Linked DNA regions of Homo sapiens: region 1 is linked to region 2. A link is an interaction called in ENCODE POLR2A ChIA-PET data of the cell type or tissue named here. Cell type or tissue: B cell. All regions are shown on one strand. Links, peaks and the distances in the headings refer to the core of each region. The heading gives the core; the rest is flanking DNA.

Evidence for each region. ChIA-PET counts read pairs that join two places held together with the same protein. Peaks named below come from ENCODE experiments on the same cell type or tissue, not always from the same donor. Only the 100,000 strongest peaks of a DNase experiment are listed, where the experiment ranks them.
Region 1: POLR2A ChIA-PET joins it to region 2 with 9 read pairs; 2 of 35 experiments call an interaction of 5 or more read pairs at or near these places.

The regions. Positions count from the first base shown.
Region 1 is chr14:68,609,336-68,620,090 of GRCh38, forward strand. It overlaps LOC107984016 (a long non-coding RNA gene), which reads right to left and starts at 1,217. Exons shown (of 3, transcript XR_943973.3): 1 at 610-1,217; 2 at 197-333. It also overlaps a transcript of RAD51B not described here. RefSeq lists silencers at 1,077-1,371, 9,981-10,172. In B cell, for the core only: no CTCF peak of the experiment used is centred there; no DNase peak of the experiment used is centred there.
Region 2 is chr14:68,321,875-68,332,629 of GRCh38, forward strand. All of the region lies in intron 8 of RAD51B (RAD51 paralog B), which reads left to right. Among named protein-coding and RNA genes, the nearest start is that of RAD51B-AS1, 360 kb to the right of the region's middle. In B cell, for the core only: no CTCF peak of the experiment used is centred there; DNase peaks (open chromatin) are centred at 3,887 and 5,597; H3K4me3 peaks cover 695 bases; H3K27ac peaks cover 2,781 bases.

The sequences.
Region 1 (10,755 bases), core at 3,090-8,089, 290 kb after region 2:
TGCCCCAGATCCCCACCTCTACCTTCTACCTGCAGAATCTCTCAGCACGCCCCTTACTGAGCAGGTCCAGGCCTTCCCACAGGGCCCCTGGAGTCTCCTCTCACCCCCCTCAGAGCTCACTCACTCACACCACCACCCTTCCTTCCCTCGAGAGCAGAGGATGTCCCCACCTCCTTTGCAAAACTAACTTCCATACCTGGGTGCAAATGCAACAGCTCCTGTGTCTTCCACACCAAGTGGCCGCCGTCCTCAGCCTGGACCGGAAGCTGTGTGGCAGCAGGATCTCCAGTGCTTCCAGTGCACAGCCACAAGCATGGCGTCCTCTTCCTTGTCCTAAAAGGGCTTCCCTTAGATGGCTTTCTCTCAGCACACCATCTCTGCTCTTGTCCCCCGTATCACACACTTCTCACTGGGTCCTTTCACCTTCCTCTTCTCCAGCCCTGGCCATCGGCTGCTACTGAAGGCCATTCTCAGTGGCCCAGGAGCCAACCCCCTAGCTGCCTCCTCAGAGTTTCTGGGCTTCCCACCCACCCTTTGCCTCCCCTCCATGGGTTCTCCTGGTGACTTCCTGCCAGGCTTCCATTTTCTCTCCATCCCCGTGCTTTTTACCTGCTCCTCTGCTGGCCGGGCCTCCTCTCCCAGCACATCGCTTCTGTCTCTCTCCTCCGCGTCCACATCTTCAGCCAGTGCTTCCATGAGCCCCCGATTTCCAGCTCCCCAGATCCCCACATTTCTACCGGCCTACTCTGCTGGCCGTCTCTGCTTAGACACCCTGCAGAACTTCTCACGAAATTGAACTGATCTTCTCCTCCCCAAACCTCTCCTTGAGGCTGTTTGTCTCTTTCTGTATTTCTACCCTCCCCACTGCCCAGGCTCAAAACCCAGCATTCTCTTCATCTCTTTCTTCTCTGTCTCCCTGCATGTCTGGTCAGCCTCCGGATGCCTGAAGGAGCTTCTGCTCTATTTTTCAGATCCCTCCCACTCCGGTGTTGCTATCTGAATTCAAACCCTTTCCTTCTCCTCCCTGGACCTTACCTCTCAGCCTTTGGGCCTCGCTTCCCGTGGTCTCCCTGTCCTTGGACACAGAGCCCATCAGAGTGGCCTGTCTCCCTTTCAGAAACCCATATGAGCTCCACATGCATGTGGCTCCCCTGCCAGGAACAGGCCTCCCTGTCCTCCCGTACAACCTCACTGCCGCCACTTGTCACTCAGCAGATGTTGCCTGAGTCCCTGCCATGTGATATGTACCTGTGCTCACACCATAGCCACCTGCTGCTCACTCCCAGAACTGACCCTCTGCACCTACCCAGTCTTCTGGTCCCTCTTTTTGTTCGCCTGTTTTATCTTCCAGAGACACCTCCTGTTCTTTACATCCATTTCCACCCATCAGCACCTTATTCAATCGTACTCAAGGCCTACCTCCTCCAAAGGTGAAACCAATTTCTCTCCTGCCTCATTTTCCCTTAAAATACTGTTCATTCCCTATTATAACCACATCTGAATGTATATGTGTGTGTGTGTGTGTGTGTGTGTGTGTGTGTGTGTGTGTGTCATCTCCCTAGTTGTGTAACCCTGCAGGCCATGAACAGTTATTATTCAATGTTGTTTCCTACACATCTTTAATAAAAGTTTGTTGCATTTAAATCTGATCTTATTCTCTCATTTCACAGTTGTTAGAACTGTGGCCAGAGTCAGCCCCAGGTCAGAATGCTGGTCAGCAGCAGACTCACATCCCAGCCCTACCTTCCTGATACCTGATGTGGTGCTCAGAAAAACAAGGAATCCCAGGCTGTTACCCAGTGTCTCCATGTGCCCTCCACAGATGCACTCAACTGTCCTCTCTTCTGCTCTTCCTCCTACAAACTGGGCAACTGGAATCAGAACAGAGACTTTGGATGAGCATCCAGTGTAACCCAGCCTAGTTTTTCACCACGACTTCCAGATCTACATTTAACATCCGACAGCAACTATAATTCTACTTTCTGAACCTCCAGGGAAGTTGCTTCCTTGTCCCTTTCAGCAAAGGATGTCATGGTTTTACAATGTCTCCAGTGAAAAAGTTCTTCTTCTCTACATCTTCCTCCCACTCCTACAACCCTTGATCCCCACGTGAGATCTCATTTCCTCCAGCTGGGTCTTCTGCAGAGTGATTAGAGCTTCTGCCCTCCTTGCAGCATCTCTATTGTAAAAGGATTGCTGAAGCTTATTAAGCCTTGCAGCTCCTAGGAGGAAAGGTACCATATAGAAATAAAACAAATCAACAAATTAGTGTGTTTTGTAGAAGTTGAATAGGACTCCACCTATCTGCATGAGTGTGCACACTGTGCAGTCGCACAGGCAGTCTCAAATGGGAATTTGGAAAAAGCTAAGCTTTTTCACTTGAGAAAGGTTTACATATTCTTTGCACCTGGGCACACACAGCACAGGCTGTTCTCAGGACTCCCACCAGATTAGGCCTGGGACATGACAGAGCCTGTCAGGTCCACGTTTGCTTTCCAGTCTCCTTGCTTCCAGTCTAGCTGTGGCCTGACTCCAAGTCCAGTGTAAGATTTTTTTTTTTCAGCAATAAGGAATCGGTTCATTCACCTGTACGAAAACCAGTGGGAGGATCATGCATAAGGCTCATATCCTTGCTGTGAATTTCAAAGGACTGGCTAAGTAAATAAAATTATCATGCCAACCTGAGCTGGTATAGATTGCATTGATTGCTGCTAATAGCCAAAATGGACATTTTAAAAGTGCTCTACACTGCATTCTACACAACTTGGGACAGAAAAATAGCTGTTGCTCTTAAGGAGCTGATGGTCTCCTTCAAGGGTAAGCTGGAACAGGCTGACCCAGGAAAAGGCACTCCCAGTTGAATGCTTTCACTTGCGTGGGAAGTCCAGCTGTCTCAATGGGGCCCAGGAGACAGACTGACGAGGGACGAATTCCTGTGTTTGGGACTGGGCTTGAAAAGTCTCCTGTTTGTAACACTCAACTTGTAGAAGAGCAGAAAGAATTTCCAGCTGTCGACAGGATGAGGGGAGCCCTCCTGATTCTGTCTGGGGATGTGTTTGCACTCCAGAATCTGCTATCCTTCCTCTTGCTATCCTTCCCGGCTACCACATGAAACACCTGGTCCTATGGGCCAGCTCTGGAACAAGATGACTCTTTGCCATCAAGGAATACAAGTGGCCAAAGGACAAATATTGTGTGATTCCACTTACATGAGGTACCTAGAGGAGTCAAATTCACAGAGACAGAAAGTAGAGTGGTGATTACCAGAGGTTGGGGTGGAGAGAGGGGAACGGGGAGTTAATGTTTTATGGATACAAAGTTTCTGTTTTTCAAGATGAAGAAGTTGTGGAGATAGATAATGGTGATGGCTGGACATCAGTGAGAATGTACTTAACACCCCTAAACAGTACAGTTAAAAATGGTTACAGTGATAAATTTTATGTTACGTATATTTGACCATAAAAAGGAAGGAAAAAAGGAAAGAAGGAAGGAAGGGAGGGAAGGAAGGAGGGAGAGGGGAAGGGAGGAAGGGGGAGGGAGAGAGGGAGGAAGGAAATGCAAGTGGGAACTCAGCCCTGGTCAGAGCACTGCTGGGAAAAGATAGGTGACTCTTTATCTTGCTGTAAAGAGAGGTGTGTTTGTGTGTGTGTGTCCCTGCAGGAGTGAAAATGGACCCACAAACCACATGGTTAATGAGGTGAGCATACTGGACCAAGCTATTTAACATCTGGGCCTGCCCCATGACTAATAGTCCAGGTCATTCTGCATAATGCAGACCAATATAAGATTGTTAGTGGAGGCCAGGCGTGGTGGCTCACGCCTGTAATCCCAGCACTTTGGGAGGCCAAGGTGGGCAGATCACCTGAGGTCAGGAGTTCAAGACCAGCCTGCCCAACATGGTGAAACCCTGTCTATACTAATAATACAAAACAATTAGCCAGGCATGGTGACTCACGCCTGTAATCCCAGCTACTTGGGAGGCTGAGACAGGAGAATTGCTTGAACCCAGGAGGTGGAGGTTGCAGTGAGCCAAGATCACACCATTGCACTCCAGCCTGGGCAACAATAGCAAAACTCTGTCTCAAAAAAAAAAAGATTGTTAGTGGAAGTTGTTCTTTTTTTCTTTTTTTTTTTTTGAGATGGAGTCTCACTCTGTCACCCAGGCTGGAGTGCAGTGGCACGATCTCAGCTCACTGCAAGTTCTGCCTCCCAGGTTCATGCCATTCTCCTGCCTCAGCTTCCTGAGTAGCTGGGACTACAGGAGCCCACCACCACACCCGGCTAGTTTTTTTGTATTTTTAGTAGAGATGGGGTTTCACCGTGTTAGCCAGGATGGTCTCGATCTCCTGACTTTGTGATCCACCCGCCTTGACCTCCCAAAGTGCTGGGATTACAGGCGTGAGCCACCCTGCCTGGCCAGAAGTTGTTCCTTAAATGGCTAAGAGCCTTCATAATATTCTTGGGAGGGCGAGTGGCAGCCCATTTCTCCATAACTTGCTCAGAAGCACATTTTAGTTGTTTTAAGAATGACTCGATTTTTGGAGTCAGAGAGGTTGGGGCTAGAGTTTAGGGCCTGCTGTTGTGTGGCCATTCAGAACGCCCAATTTAAATCTAAATGCGTAAAATCAAAAGAGTGGTGAATGTGAACATGCTTTTTTATAAACTGTAAAGTGCCTCACTGTGATCCTTTATTCTTTCAATTCAGCCTATGAGTGCAAGTTAGCAATAGACTTTAAAGAACTCATACTGCAGGAAAGTAAGCATAGATACTAAAATACAAAATTCAACCTCTACTGCCTATGACACGATTTTTCAGGCCTCAGAGGCAGCCTGGTAGCAACCACAGCTAAGAACAAAGGTCCTAAGAGCTGGACTTTTTGAAAAAATAGATTCTGTAGCCTTTGTAGGGAGGAGTTGGTCTGAGTTGAACCATATTGCTGAGAAGAGTCTCTCATTAAGCCTTTATCCATTATCAACACTGGGGCATAAAATCATTTATACCAAATACTTATTTTTTTAATTGAGATATAATTGACATACCATAAAATTCACCCTCTTAAAGTGTACAATTCCATGATTTTTAGTATATTCACAAAATTGTGCAATTATCACCATTATCTAGTTCCGAATATTTTCATCACCCCCAAAAGAGTCTCCATATGCATTGGCAGTCACTCCCCATTCCTCCTTCCCCTTTCCTCTGGCAACCACTATTCTACTATCCATCTCTATGGATTTGCTTATTCTGGACATTTCATATAAATGGAATTATACAATATGTGACCTTTTGTGTTTGGCTTCTTTCAGTGAGCATAGTGTTTTCAAGGTTCATCCATGTTGTAGCATGTATTGGAATGTCATTTGTTTTCATAGCTGAATAATATTCCATGGTATGGATAAACCACATTTTGTTTATCTGTTCATCAGTTGATGCACATTTGAGTTGTTTCCACTTTCTGGCTAAAATGAATAATGCTGCTATGAACATTCATATACAGTGTGTGTGGACATGGATTTTCAATACTCTTGGGTACATACCTAGGAGTAGAAATGCTAGTCATATGAGCAATTGACCTAGCTTTCTTGGAGTGCACTGGCATGATCTCAGCTCACTGCAACCTCCGCCTCCTGGGTTCAAGCGATTCTCCTGCCTCAGCCTCCCAAGTAGCTGGGACTACAGCTGCATGCCACCAGGCCCAGCTAATTTTTGTATTTTTGGTAGAGATGGGATTTCACCATGTTGGCCAAGATGGTCTCGATCTCTTGACCTTGTGATCCACCCGCCTTGGCCTCCCAAAGTGCTGGGATCATCTGTATCCTTACTGGTTTACTGATTTTTCTGACTATTTGTTTTATTAATTCTTGAGAGAGGAATGATGAAATGTATATATTCAAACTATGACTGTGGTTTTGTCTATTTCCTCTTTAACTTTTGTCAGTTTTTGATTCATATATTATGAAGTTCTGTTAGCAGGTACAGAAACATTTAGAATTGTTAAATCTTCTTAAATTTTTCTTTTTTTTTTTTGAGACGGAGTCTCGCTCTGTCGCCCAGGCTGGAGTGCAGTGGCGTGATATCTGCTCACTGCAAGCTCTGCCTCCCGGGTTCACACCATTCTCCTGCTTCAGCCTCCCGAGTAGCTGGGACTACAGGCGTCCACCACAACGCCCAGCTAATTTTTTGTATTTTTATTAGAGATGGGGTTTCACTGTGTTAGCCAGGATGGTCTCGATGTCCTGACCTCATGATCTGCCTGCCTCAGCCTCCCAAAGTGCTGGGATTACAGGCGTGAGCCACTGCACCTGGCTTAAATTTTCCTTTTTGTCACTATGAAATTGTCTCTCTTTATCTCTGGTGCTATTCCTTGTCCTAAAGTCTTCTTTTTTTATTATTAATATAGCTACTCCAGCTCTCTTGTGATAAGCATTGCACAGCATATCTTTTTTCATTCTTTTACTTTTAAACTATTTGTGTTTTTATATTTAAAATGAATTTCTTGCTTTTTAAATCCAGTCTGATAGTGCCTGACCTTTAATTGGGGTATTTGGACCATTTGCATTTAATTACAAGTACATGTAACATACATGTTTGGTTTAGGTATGTCATCTTACTATTTGTTTTCTACTCATTCCATCTGTTCTTTGTTACCTTTTGCATCTTTCCTTGCCTTCTTTTGAAGTGAGGGTTCTTTTTTGTTATTTCATTTTATCTAGACCATTGACTTTTAGCTACATGCTCTTGTCCTTTGTGCTATTGCTGCTATAAATTTTATTTCTGCATATGTTATGAACTCTACAGTACTTTATTATTTTTGCTTTAATATTTTAAAGAAATTTTTAATGAAAAATTTTAATATTTATCCTCATGTTTCCCATTTCTGGTGCTCTTCATTCTTTTGTGTAGATCCAAGTATTATTTTCCTTCTTTGTAAAAAACTTATGTTAACATTTCTTTAGGGTAGATCTGCTGATGGTGAATTGTCTAAGCTTTCATTTATCTCAAAAAGTCTTCATTATATCGCTGGATACAGAATTTGATTTGTGTATCATTCAGTATATCAAAGAAAGTATTCCATTGTCTTCTGGCTTGCATTGTTTTGATCAGAAGTCTGCAGTATTTCCTATACTCTCTATGACACTATAAAATACAGCTTTTTTCAGACTACTTTTAAGATTTTCTCTTTATTACTAATTTTAGTAATTTATTATGATGTACTTTGGTATGATGGTGTGATTTCCCTTGCTTATTTTGATTGGGGTTCATTGTGATTCCTGGATCTGTGGTATTTATAGTTTTTAACAAATTTGGAAAATTTTCAGCCTTGATTTTTGTCAAAAATTTGTTCTCCCTCTTTTTTCTTTTTCAATTATACATATGTTAGACCACTTGATATTGCTCAAGGATTGATGGGACTTTGTTCATTTCTGGGTTTTTTGTTTTGTTTTGTTTTGTTTTTGAAGTCTTCTTCCTCTTGGTGCTTCATTTTGGATAGTTCCTATTGCTGTTTTCAGTTTTACTTTTCTCCTTGTAGCATCTAGTTTGCTTTGAATTTCAGCCACTGACCTTTCATTTCAGATATTGTCTTTTCCACCACAAGAAGTGCATTCTTTCCTCATTTTATGTATGTTTTTCTTAAAATCCTGGAGTATATTTTGCCTACTTAAACAGCTGTTTTAACGTGCCTGTCTGTTCATTCTGTCTTTTCAACTCTGTCATTTTCAGGCATGTTTCTATTAATTGCCTTTTTTCCTGATATGGGTCACATTTTTCTGCTACCTGGTGAGTCTAGTAATTTTTGCTTAGATGTTGGATATTTTAAAGGTTACATTGTTGAATGTTTGTATATTTTTAAATCCTCCTTTAAGGAGTATTGAGTTTTTATCCAGCAGGCAGTTACTTATGGATAAGATTATTCCTTTAGAGGCTTGTTTTTAGCTTTGTTAGAATGAACCTAACGTTTCTTTTATTCTAGGGATAGTTCAGTCTTACTATCTGCATATGAACCTCATTGGATCTCTACTAAATGCCCCAGCTGATCAAGCTGGTTGATATTTTTACATCTCAGAATCCCATGTGAACTCTGAAATTTTCAGCTTATAGCTTCTGGTCATTCTTTGCCCAGACTTACAAAGCTTCACTCTGGGTATGAACATCTTAGTATTAAGCACTCAACAGGGCACTTGTGCAGATTTCTGGAGCTTTTTTTACATGGTCCCCTCTTTTCTAGAATTCTGCCCCACAGTTTCCAACTACAGTCTCCTTGACCTTCATTTCTGTATTTTAACTTAACAAGACTACCATACTGTGCTTGGGATATTGTTTCCCCTGCTGTAAAGTCCAGAATGTGCCTCCAATCAGAAACTGTCATGATCATTTACCACATGTATTTTCTTTATCTCATGGGTCATAGTTCTGCACTGTGTGTTGTACAATATCTGAAGCCGTCAGTACATTTATTTTGTTGTTTTCTAGTTTTGGTAGAGACAGGGTTTCACCATGTTGGCCAGGCCAACCTCTATATTTTTCATCCAGGCCTGCGGGGTCATCCTCTTTGGCTTCAAATCCCAAGGGATACAGGGGGAGGGTAAATCTGGATCCTGTTGCTTTGTCATGGCCAGAAGCAAAAATCTTAAGAACAGGTTTTGATAAAGAAATGATGAATGATAGCAGGCAGGCCCAGAAACTAGACCTGATAACCTGGCTGGGGGTTCCAAGATATAAGGAAGCAGCAGAAAAACTCTAGCATCTGCAAGCCATGCAGGAACAGGTATGGCAATGGAGACAGAGGCAAAAAATTTTGGAAATTACTACAAACAAATCTCATCTGTGTTCCCAGGTGGCTGGCTATCTTACATTTGCTCTCCAGATTCACTCGCCACCCTTTGGCCTGTCAACCTGTCTAGATTGCATCAATGGGGCACCATTGACCTCTAGTTTCTAGTTGTGCTCAGGCAAAAAGAGACACAAACAGGAAACTACAAGACAGAAAGGATGTTTATTCCCCTAGATCCTTTCCTGTCAAATCACTGTGAATTAGTTTTGCCCCTCTACCAAAAGTTGCACTGTCACCATCCTATTGGGAGGCCCTCTCCTTACAGGTACTCTCTGTGGATTCTCCTAACTATTCCTTCCTCTTGACCCTTTGGATTTAGGGAGGGTAATGCCTCTTCAATGTGATTAAGCTTAAAGTATTGCACCTTCCTTTGTTAGTTCCCCTAAATCCTGTCCATAGCTTGATAAATAATCCCTTCATTAAATTCTCCTCTTTTTCCCCACCAGAATTCTAACTGATACTACAGGGTTGTTGATGCTGCCTCTAAATGTAAACCATCTACTGCCCAGTAATTGTAAGACCATAGGCAGATCACTTTACTGACTCTAGCCTCAGTTTGCCCTTAGCCTAGCCCTGACAACTTGAGCCTAGCCCTGACTACTTGAGAAACTCAAATTCAGGAGGCTGTACCATAACAGCAGACCTGAGGAAAGAAGTGCCCCCTCCACCTTCCCTACCTTTTTTTTTCTTTTGTCCCCCATTCTTAGAATTCCTAGCTCAGCTGCTCTGCTTCACAGGCTAACCCAAGTCTTTTCCTCTAGGTCTTAGCCACAGATATAGCCTGGTCAGTGCTAAGAGAGGAGGAGGCCAGATAAAGACCACTCACGTAGAGACAACTATCATTTGGGGATCATGCTCAAGGTCAAGTTCACACAAGCAACTCAGCTTTTAACCCTAGCCAGTAGGGCTTAACACACAAGGGACTCTTTTCCCTCCTGACACATGCTCCCTGGAGAAGATTTATTTTTTTATTTTTTAACTAGAAAGACAAATCAATAGAATGAGTAAATTAAAAAGTTAAAAGGCTGGGCGTGGTGGCTCACGCCTGTAATCCCAGCACTTTGGGAGGCTGAGGTGGGTGGATCACGAGGTCCAGAGATCGAGACCATCCTCGCTAACACGGTGAAACCCCATCTCTACTAAAAATACAAAAAAATTATCCAGGCGCCTGTAGTCCCAGCTACTCAGGAGGCTGAGGCAGGAGAATGGCGTGAACCTGGGAGGTGGAGCTTGCAGTGAGTGAGATCGCACCACTGCATTCCAGCCTGGGTGACAGAGTGAGACTCCATCTCAAAAAAAAAAAGAAAAAAAAAAGTTAAAAGATAGAGATTTTAAATAAAGAAGGAAAAGTCATGAGTTTTAAAAGGTTAGTCCTAAGGTCAAGGAAGCAAGTTAGACAGAGTCATTTACTGCAGCCTCCCCCAGGCTGAAGCACATTTAGAAATGGAAACCAAAGGTATGGTGGAAGGAATCCATGAGCAGGAGGAGTCAAAGAGTTGGTGACAGTCTACTCTGAAAGACATTAGGCCACAACGAACATATAACCTCTCAGGCAAACATCCCCAGATCCCTGTCCTAAGAAAGGGAAAATGAAATGGTCTCCCACCTTTCTGTGAAAACCCATTAAACGTACTTGCCTTCCTGAGGAGGTTATTTTCTGCATAGTGCACCTTTTCTGTCTTCTCCTTAATCAAAGGGACACTTAAGTCCCCTTTTGAGGCTTCTAATGTGGCAAGCCTATTCAGTCTCCAAGGTTGATGTTTTTCCTAGACTTTCACTTGATCCTTGCCCCAAATATAATGTACCTTTCCCCTACCCATGTTGTGACTCAGTACCAAAGCCTCCAGGGCCACTACCCCGGGGTTAGCCTCTCTCTCTCTCCCTTTCCTTCCAGGAGTCTTTCCAAGATCTGAGGTAAGAT
Region 2 (10,755 bases), core at 2,636-7,635:
TGAGTAGCTGGGACCACAGCTACTCCCACTTCAGCCTCCTGAGTAGCTGGGACCACACCTGGCTAATTTTTGTATTTTTGGTAGAGGTGGAGTTTCACCATGTTGCCCAGGCTGGTCTCAAACTCCTGAGCTCAGGGGATCTACCTGCCTCAGCCTCCAAAAGTGCTGGGATTACAGCCATAGCCACTGCGCCCAACACAATGACTTAATATTTATAATACACTTAGAACAGTGCTTAGCATGTAGTAAGCACTAGATTAAATAAATGTATAAAATGAAGGAAGAAATAATAATAGTGTTTTTCTTTTAATTCATGCATGAAGAACTATGTTCGACTTCTGTATGGTATCTTGAAGGGGTCCAAAATAAATCTGACTGGCAGTTTGAAGGCCTATAAGAGAGCATATTACATAATTTCACTCAAGGATTTTGACAATTAGTCCAGCTTGATGGATCTCTTCTCACCTGTATTTTGGCCAAACTGACCAATTATTTCCCATTCCAACTGCCATCCAAATTTCCTTCCCCATCCCTTCCACATGTTTCAGTTGCTTTTGCTGCCTTTGCTTCATATTGACTGTCAGGATGTATGGCCCTGTAATACTAGGTTTTTATTTAAAAAGCCTTTCTCTCATTCATAAGCTTCTTTTGAGGAGTGAGGCCTGCATTTCTGATGGTTGTGTATCATTCCCATGCCTTGTGCATAAGTGGTACTCTATCCATGTGTTTTGATTGGCTGATTTGAGCTTTTGCAGATTAGGAAATAGTTGGCCTAGAGCTAAGTGGCACCTGAGAGAATCTTCCCCTCCAGGCCTCACAGATGCACTCTGTGGAAAGGCCATTGTCTCCTTGCTTTGTGTTGGACTATTAGGAACCTAAAAGCTAGGACAGGCCTGGGTAGAGATAGCCACCTTTAAGTTAGGGGAATGTTGGGGAGTCTACTGGGATTTGACTGTGAGGTGAAAGGAGGGCTGCCTACAAGCAGAAAGCTTAAGGCATTGGCTTTGTGTAATTACCAGGAATGCTTTTAGCTAGCACCTTGAACGGTTGGTTAAAAAGGGACAGTTAGATGTTTGTTAGATGTGTGGTGTTAATAACCTTGACCAGTAGATTCGTGACTATGAGAATTTCAAAAGGCGAAGCAAGAACACACACAGAGGGAAAACATCTCTTGTTTCTAGGGGCAGCCTTCCCAGCAGCACTCAGCCCAGAGCTGTTTTTCCCCCAAGGAGAACACAGGGACAAAATAAATATGCCTTCCTGACCCAAAGACAGGAGCGCCCAGGGAGACCATGGGATCTGGGAGTGAGAGCAGATTGTAGGGAGGAAGTATCCAGGATGAGACTGGTATTAGCTACAGGCTGGACAGTTAGTCGGTGGCAGCTAGGTACTGCTGCTAGTGGCTGAGGGCAGGGTTTCTTAGAGACCTGAAGATGTGAGCATTCATTTATTTGTTCCTTCATCATTCAGCAAACCTTTACTCAGTGCTTATTATGTACTGGATACTGGGCTGAGCCCCCACTTGTGACCTCACTGGGCATTGAGTCTGAGGCCTTGGCAGCTAAGGGTGGTGTTCCTTAGGGAACTGGGAGGCCATCCAGACAGGAGGCACAGTACAAACAAGAAAGAACTAGGGGCCAGGTATGGTGTCTCAGGCCTGTAATCCTAACACTTTGAGAGGCCAAGGCAGGTGGATCACTTGAGGCCAGGAGTTCAAAACCAGCCTGATCAAAATGGTGAAACCCCATCTCTACTAGAAATAGAAAAACAGTTAGCTGGGTGTGGTGGCAGGCACCTGTAATCCCAACTACTCCGGAAGCTGAGGCAGGAGAATCGCATGAACCTGGGAGGCGGAGGTTACAGTGAGCTGAGATCGTGCCACTGCACTCCAGCCTGAATGACAGAGTGAGACTCCTGGGGAAGCCCAGCCCTGCATCAGAGAAAGTGATGCACTGATGCTTCACACACAGAGAATGGAAGCGGGAGTGGAGGCATTTTTCTGGAGTTCAAGCTTCACCTTCAAGCATGATATTCAGATTCCATGAGAGCATGCAGAAAGAGCCCAGCGGACCTGTTGAACAGGGCATACCATTGTGAGTCCTTAGAAGCTAAAAGACAGCCAAGAACAGTAGGAAAGAAGCTGAGAATAAAAGCTAAGACAGGTACCTCCAATCTCTAAAAAGTTAAACCTCTTAGAGGATTATAAATAAAGCCACACTCACAGGTGTACATGCTATAATTTATTTTATAAGTGCCTGGCATATTAATAAATGGTATGTAGTTTACTTACAGTGCTGTTTGGGTGGTTCTCAAGTAATCTCTTGTTTTACATTCTAAAGTCCACTCAGTGTTAGAATGGACCATTTGAGCCCAAGTAGATTCAACAAACCATCTATACCCAACCCGCACATCTGGGCAGGGATGACACTTGATGAGCCATCCAGGCCTCATCTCATAGACTCTATTCATCCCCTGCTGTCATGGGCACCAAAACATTTTATAGTAAATTGCACAGTAGTTTGTCTTTCCCAATAAACTGTATGCTTCTTGAGGGTAGGTACCCTATCTCTTTATCTCTGACACCTGGCACACAGCCCAGCACATGACAAGATCAAGAACCAGGACTGGCCGGGGCTCAGTCTGCACGTGCTCTGGCTTTCAAGTGGCATCTTCTAATGATCTGAAAGACCTCTCTAGAACTTTTTTCCTTTTATGTTATGTAAATAATATACTTAAGATAGAAACTTTTGTGTTTCATGTTGTATATTAATGTTGAATATAAAGTTTTTTTCTAGAGTGTGACTATTTTTTCACCTAGTTCCTTCAAATTTTCATCCCTACCATTAGTTTTTCAAAGTCTCTGGATTCCTGTTGAAGTATCCTTTTCTCTGGAGGTTTATATCACCTCCTAGGCTGCTTTTGACTTATCTACTCATGCTTTACTTCGGTAGTGCTGATGCTCACCCCCAGTTATTCCTCACCTGTACCATGTGGTATTATTAATGCAAATGAGGCTTTACCCGGCTATCCCCTCCCCTAGCATTTATGCATTCTTCAGGGAAAACTCTGTTGTATATGTCTCTGAGTCTCCCACAGCAACTAACACAGTGCCTTACACTCCATTAGCTCCTCAACGAGTATGTTTTAATAAATTCCATTAGTGGAGTGAGGTAGTTAGGAGCAGGTATGAGCTCAGGCCTTTGAGTGGGACAACCTGGGTCTAATGCTGCCTCCTTCACTAACTACTTTTATGATCTTGAGCAGTCTGCTAATCCTCCTTGTGTCCAACTTCTTAATGTTTAAAATGAGGATAATAGTAGTACCTACCTAATAAGGATTAAGTGAGTTAAGATATGTTTTTGAGGGTTAAATGCATTAAAATATGTAAAACACTTAGCACAATGCCTGGCCTGTAGTGAGAGCTATCATTATCAACAACCACCATCATAGGTACCCATTATCAGAAGTTGGGGGTTTGGATAAAGAAATTAAGTTTCTCTAGGTTATATTTTTGTGAAGTCTGAACTGGAATGAACTTCTTCAGATTCCTCATAGAGTACTTCATGCCCCGCCCTTTTATTGCACAGGGACTATATCTGCTTCAGTATGATGTAGAACATCTTGATTAAGAGTATTTTTTTATCTTTCGTCCTTGACTTATCTTTTGGTGTGTAGGTATATTGTTTCATCACATTCTCATTTTTTTTTTTTTTAAAAAGAGTTGTTCCATTTCCCCTTTTTCTGTCTACTGCTTTCTCCTTCTACGCTTAGGCCAAGAGTATATTACACTTGGAGGCATCTAGTTAGCGTGGTGCTTCCCAAACCTTTCCAGGACCCAAAATAGGCTAAATACCACACCAAGGGAGACATCGATGATGTTCTATTAAGAACAGTGAAAGGGAACCCAGGCATAAATATACACTCAGTATACACAACTGTCACCACCCATAGCACTGACCATCCTATTGTACCTTAGAACTTAACACTGTAATTTATCTGAGTGTTTTTTAATGGCTCTCTACTAAGTGTCAAGCTCTGTGCTAGGTCTGGGGAATGGAAAAATGGTAAGACATGGTTCTTGCTGTTGAGGTGCTTAGTTGTAACAATTTATTTTCATCTTTTATTAAATACTAATTGAATAATGTTGTTATTCTTTTTCTTTTCTTTTTTTTTTTTTTTTTTTGAGACGGAGTTTCACGCTTGTTTCCCAGGCTGGAGTGCAATGGTGCAATCTCGGCTCACTGCAACCTTCGCCTCCCAGGTTCAAGCAATTCTCCTGTCTCAGCCTCCCGAGTAGCTGGTATTACAGGCATGCACCACCACACCCGGCTAATGTTGTATTTTTAATAGAGACGGAGTTTCTCCATGTTGGTCAGGCTGGTCTTGAACTCCTGACCTCAGGTGATCCACCTGCCTCGGCCTCCCAGAGTGCTAGGATTACAGGCATGAGCCACCAAGCCCGGCCAATGTTATTATTCTTTAAGTAAAACATGTTTCCCCAAGTAAACTTACTGTGTGTTTAGTACCATCCTGGACCCTCTTACTCACAGTGCTATTTGCCCCACTACTACCCAGTAAAAAGAAAGGGTGACAGGTTGTAAGGACATGTAGGGGTTTGAGGAAAGTTGGGCTTGTGTCAATGTAATAAAAGCCAAGTAGTTCTTCTTCCAGCCCAGTCTGTATCTATGACTAGATCATGAACAGAGAACTAAAGGCTTTTGATTATAAACCTCCTTATGCCTAGGCTTGGCCCACACTCAACTCTAATACAAATAGTAGTAAATGTTAGGAGTAGACATAAAATGAGCACAGGTTGCCACTAGAACTTTTTCTATAACCTAATTACATTTTTTTCAACCTAAAATATTACATATTGTGTCAGCCAGGATGCCATCAGGAAAGAGATGGTGCACTTTAGTATTCCGAGGCTAATTACAGTGGGGCTCCATTAGTGCCCCTAGATTGAGAAGGTGAGGGAACAGGCTGGTTTCTGGAAGCAAGGAGATAGAGGGGGCTGTGTGGAAAAGACTGCCTAGCAGGATCTGAGACCTTCCATCAAGAGGCACAGCCAGTCCATAGCCCAACATCACTCTGCTCCTTCAAATCTCCTACCGGTGCACCCCAGTGGCCCAACCCAGGAGAGTCCTGTTGATGTGACACACACAGGCCAGGTCCCAGGGCAGAGAGCAGGTGAAGAATGATTGTGAGTAAATCTAGAGGGGCACACAGGAAGATATCCAGCAAACATGTTTCACACTTGATTTTAGAGGTAAGGGTGTGTATCTTAATTTTATCTGTTTTAGAAAACTAAAATTTTAATAGATTTAAAGTATTTCTGCCATAGTTCTTAAACTATCAATCTGATGATGTCAGATATTTTTCTCAGTGTCATTAGTTTGACCTCCCGCCACATTTTTTTGGTGGAGAGGGGTGAGGGATTGTGTATAAATTTCCTCCAGAGCACACAGAGAATAAAAATGCTATTCTTCAGTTTGTTTTTTTTTGTTGTTTTTTTTTTTTTAACAAAGAGTTGTTCCATTTCCCCTTTTTCTGTCTACTGCTTTCTCCTTCTACGCTTAGGCCAAGAGTATATTACGCTTGGAGGCATCTAGCTAGTGTGGTGCTTCCCAAACCTTTCTCAGCCAAAGACTCCTCTGGGAATCCAACTAAATTTCCTGGTTCCCTTTTGCTTTTAATATCAATGACCATATTACCCAATGAGGTTATTTTTATTTCTTACAAATATTTTTATAATTAACTTAAGATTCAACAAGGAGCCAAAGGTAAACAGACTGTAATTATTTCAAGTTCTAACCATTATGAGTAGATATTAATCTTCGAGAAGGTATTATTAAAAAAAAGTATATAATATTCATAAATTAAAGTCAACTTATAAGTACAAAGGAATATCTGTGACTATAAAAGGAAAAATAAACTGGAATTTAAAATTTAATCACTGTGCCTTAGTAAACACGATCCTGGTACATTTCAGCACAGTATTTGTGTTTCAGAATAGGATTTTGTCTTCTAGTTATTCACTAATACGTATTTATTTTACTATCATTCAGCAAGAAACCCTTTAAATCACTGTCAAAAGGTAGGTGATTTACTGGAACAGCTAACCTACCTCTGCCTAGAGTCCCATAGGCACTCACTTCCCTATGGAACCCTCTGTCCCTTCTTCCCTTCCTATATACCTCAGGTACCTTTATGCAGCCTTGTTCTATTGCCACTCTGCCTGTTTTACTAAGCTGCCCTAAAGTCACTGCAAAATTTTGATCAGAACATTACTGAACCAGGACACAAAGAAATGCTCATTACAGGCTTTAAATATATGCTTTTTCTTAGATCTATGGGAACAATTTCTCTAATTCTTAGGTTTTGCTCCCTGAAATTACACAGAAAGTACTGTATCTTCTTAACCCTTTCTCCACCCCTCCTTTCATTTCAACCCAACAAACTTTTCTCCTGTGCATTGCTAGGCAGTGCTTCCATTGTCCTTAAGTGTTTAAGGTCTTGTGCTGGTAATGAGCCAGTAGTCACAAAGCTAGCCAGTGGATTTGTTCTTCAAGCCTTTAGTGATTCCATACTCCATATAATGGACTATACCATTTGTGGATTCCTTGACAGCCATGAGGAGACACTGAGGGAGCTATGAATAGAAGAACCCTGTGTTCTCCCCTGTCCAGCTCCCCTGGCTTTTGGAAACAGAACTTCAATTTTTCTTCTCCATCTATGTGGTTCACATGGAACTGACCCCATCCTCCAACTCTAGAGGTTGTCTCTGAACTTGGGTCAGACCAAACGAGTTTCAGTGCTTGGTTTAGAAATGAATATGTAACCGAAGCTGAGCATGTGAGAATCCAACCATAAGAATTTGGCCGAGCCTTCTGGGGAAGAGGAGCCTCTGTAAGCTAGGGTCACTAAATTGGTACAGTGAAAGCCTGTAGCCACCACTTTGGAGAAGCCTGCCTAAGACTAACAACACACTGCAAGGAAGAGCTGAAAGATGGAGAGAGACTGGTTCTCATCATCATTTGACCACTCAAGTTCAGCTACCTTGGTCATACAACCCGTTAAATCTATCCCCAGCCCTACCAGTTATTTTGTATATTATGTCACTTTTTATTTTTATTTATGTATATATTTTTTGAGACAGGGTCTTTTGCTGTTGCCCAGGCTGGAGTGCAGTGGCATGATCATAGCACACTATAACTTCACACTCCTAGGCTCAAGTGATCCTCCCACCTTAGCTTCCCAAGTAGCTAAGACAAGAGGTGTATGCCACCACATCCAGCTAATTTTTTATTTTTTGTAGAGATGGGGTCTCACTATGTTGCCCAATCTGGTCTCAAACTCCTGGCCTCAAGCCATCCTCCTGCCTTAGCCTCCCAAAGTGCTGGAATTACAGGCATGAGCTACCACACCCAGGCTTATTATGTCAATTTGAATGTGCACTCTGTCACTTATAACCCAAACTCCTGAGTCAAATACCAGCACATCTGAGAATTCAACAACTTCTGGGATCCACAGCCCCATGGAGGCTACAAGCTACTAAAAAGATAGGAATGTCAGCTTCAGCTAAGAATTCCAGAAATCTACAGAAGGTACCTTTCCTTTTCTTTGGTTCCAGAGAGCATGATAATATACATACAGAATTCTGGAAACTTGGGACCAATAATAGGGTGTATTACCAACTGTGTGTGGTATCTGTAATTAAATATTGCTAAAACCCTGTAGAGGCTGGTTTTTACCTTTAAAAAGATCATCTTAAATAATCTGAGGATTTTTATTTTAAATAAGTTAATGTTAAAAATATTTTTTGGGCCGGGCCCGGTGGCTCACGCCTATAATCCCAGCACTTTGGGAGGCCGAGGCAGGTGGATCACGAGGTCAGGAGATCGAGACCATCCTGACCAACATGGTGAAACCCCGTCTCTACTAAAAGTACGAAAAAATGGGCTGGGCATGGCGCTGCACACCTGTAGTCCCAGCTACTCGGGAGGCTGAGGCAGGAGAAAGGCATGAACCCAGGAGGTGGAGTGTGCAGTGAGCCGAGATCGTGCCACAGCACTCCAGCCTGGGCAACAGACCGAGACTCTGTCTCAAAAAAAAAAAAAAAAAAATTGATAGCATGAAAATTTGAAGTAAAGAGTCAATTATGTTAAAGAAAAAAACACTCCAAAATCTAACATGATGCTAGGCTACGTTAACAAGAGCCTGGCATTAAAAACTGAGTCACCATATTCAGCATTAATAAGATACTAGCAAAGCTCTCATTCAGCTGCCATGCCTAGGTTGTGCTTCTGCATGTTCAGAGGATGTGGAAAGCAATTGAAATGATTAAAAGCATGGAAAATCACATCTCTGAAGAGCGATGAAAGTAGGCTATTTAACTAAAAGAAAAGAAGATTGAAGGAAGAAAATAAATGGTGTTTAAGTATAGAAAGAGTTCTTATAAAGAAAAAGGTGTCCAGATGTTTCCCCCTTCCACTGAGTATATTAAGAGAAAATTGCCTTAGACATTTCATTTTTACAAAGGAAGGATTTTTTCAAGCAAATAGGATTCTTGTACTGGGTGTGACATTGGACTAGATGACCTTTAAGATTTTTCTTCACTAAGATTCTATGATTACCAGATTGAGGATGTACTTATCAAAAGAGTGTGGAACCACTTGCTGTATGTCTTAAAAGGTAAGATGAGGAAACACTGGCTGGTTTGCCTTAGGTGTCATTCTGCCCAGGAGTTACTTCCAACATTCATAACATGCCTTTGAAGAAGCAAATATTGTATATAGACAAACAGCATATCAGAAAAAAATCAAAACAAAAACAAAGGAATACTAGCATTAAAGTAATAATAAAATATAGGATTTTTATTTTCTACTCTTTCAGTATAGCCATTAGCAATTCACAGTTAGTTTCTTCATTAACTAGATAAGATAAGTGAGGCAAATCATGGGACAGTTTAGTATTGGTGACAGTGTGTTTGGAGGGGTAGAATTAAGTGTTCCATATGGAATCAGGAGCATTTAATGTCAGCTCTAGTATGTATGTGGCATATTTCCTACTGCAACTTAATTGGCATAATTTTGGATCCAGAGAATACAAACCAAGACTCAGAAAACTATATTTTACTTTTAAAATATAGTTTTAAAAACAATTCTAGGTTTATACATGGAAAAGCTATTCTAAAGAACAATAGCTGGCCGGGCGCGGTGGCTCACGCCTGTAATCCCAGCACTTTGGAAGGCCAAGGCGGGTAGATCATGAGGTCAGGAGTTCAAGACCAGCCTGGCTAACAGGGTGAAACCCCGTCTCTACTAAAAATACAAAAATTAGCTGGGCATGGTGGCGCGTGCCTATAATCCTAGCTACTCGGGAGGCTGAGGCAGGAGAATTGCTTGAACCAGGACCTGGGAGGCAGAGGTTGCAATGAGCCAAGATCATGCCACTGCACTCCAGCCTGGGCTACAGAACGAGACTCTGTCTCAAAAAAAAAAAAAAAAAAGCAATGGTGTTGGCATTATTGTGGTTTCAATGGATCTATACTTATTTAAAACTTAAAGTTTAAAAAAAAAAAAGTCCATATGTTGCTCCACATCTTTCTGTACTAGTTGGGCCATTTTGTTGAGTTCTACTATGTGGCAAGTCAGGATGTTTTGTGTAAGTACAAGCTCCTGTGACTATAGTTTTCATGCATCCACATATCTACTAATTAGCTCCACAACTGGGTTCTGCAATTTCCTGGGCCACATCGCTGAGACAGATTCCGCATGTTCTGCACCAGCAGTCATTTCCCCTTCATGGAGCCCACATAGTCACTTAAAAGTAATTTATCCAGGAGGGTTTCCAGCTTTTAAGTGAGTCTGCTAATAACAGAGGTTGTCTGACTTCACAATCAATTATCCTGCATAGATTCAAGTGATAATTTCTATATTTGTAGTTTTCAAGTTGCAGGGAAAAACTGGGAAGGGAGAAGAATATCAATTCTGCAAACTGGTTATTGAAAGTATTGGGGGGGTTTGCTGAATATGGTGATTTTGATGGAAAGGAATCTTAACAATACCCCATTCATATGCATTTTCCAATTGAATTATGGAAGAAAAATTAACTTAGAAAACCAAGCAAGCAAGCAAACAAAAAGCCCCAAACAACAGCAGCAAAACCCGACTTCCAAAAAGAGTTCACATTATAGGCTTACTTTTAAAAACTGATCTAGAAACAAGAAGCTGGTTTCTAAGTTTATTTCCACACTTGCCCTCTGAACCCTGTCTTGTTGAAAGATTCAGGATATCAGATTCTCTCCCATAATTTCCTTTCAACAGAACTTACTGTATTACCCACCCATCCCCCAAATATAAATGGCTAAAACAGCTGGCTCTTTCAGTCTTGGTGTATACACACAAACACAAATGAGATACACACACACACACATGTATATTATACATCTCTGCATATATAAACACATACTTTGGTCATTTATTTTTTTAACAGAATAAAGGTAATTAATCAAAATACAATTCATTTTAATAGTTGAGGCTTGACAGAGATCATTATTTCAAGAAAAGCCAAGGAGAATAAGCTCCCTTTCATAGTATTGTTTTCTTTCTAAACCTCTATAGGGTGCATGGCTCTTAACTACTGAGAAAGTTTGGGACAGCACCATGGAGCAGCCTCCTGGCCTACATGTTAAAAGATCTAAATTCTCTTGGGGAAGGAGCTTATAACTATGTATTCACTCACCCCACAGAA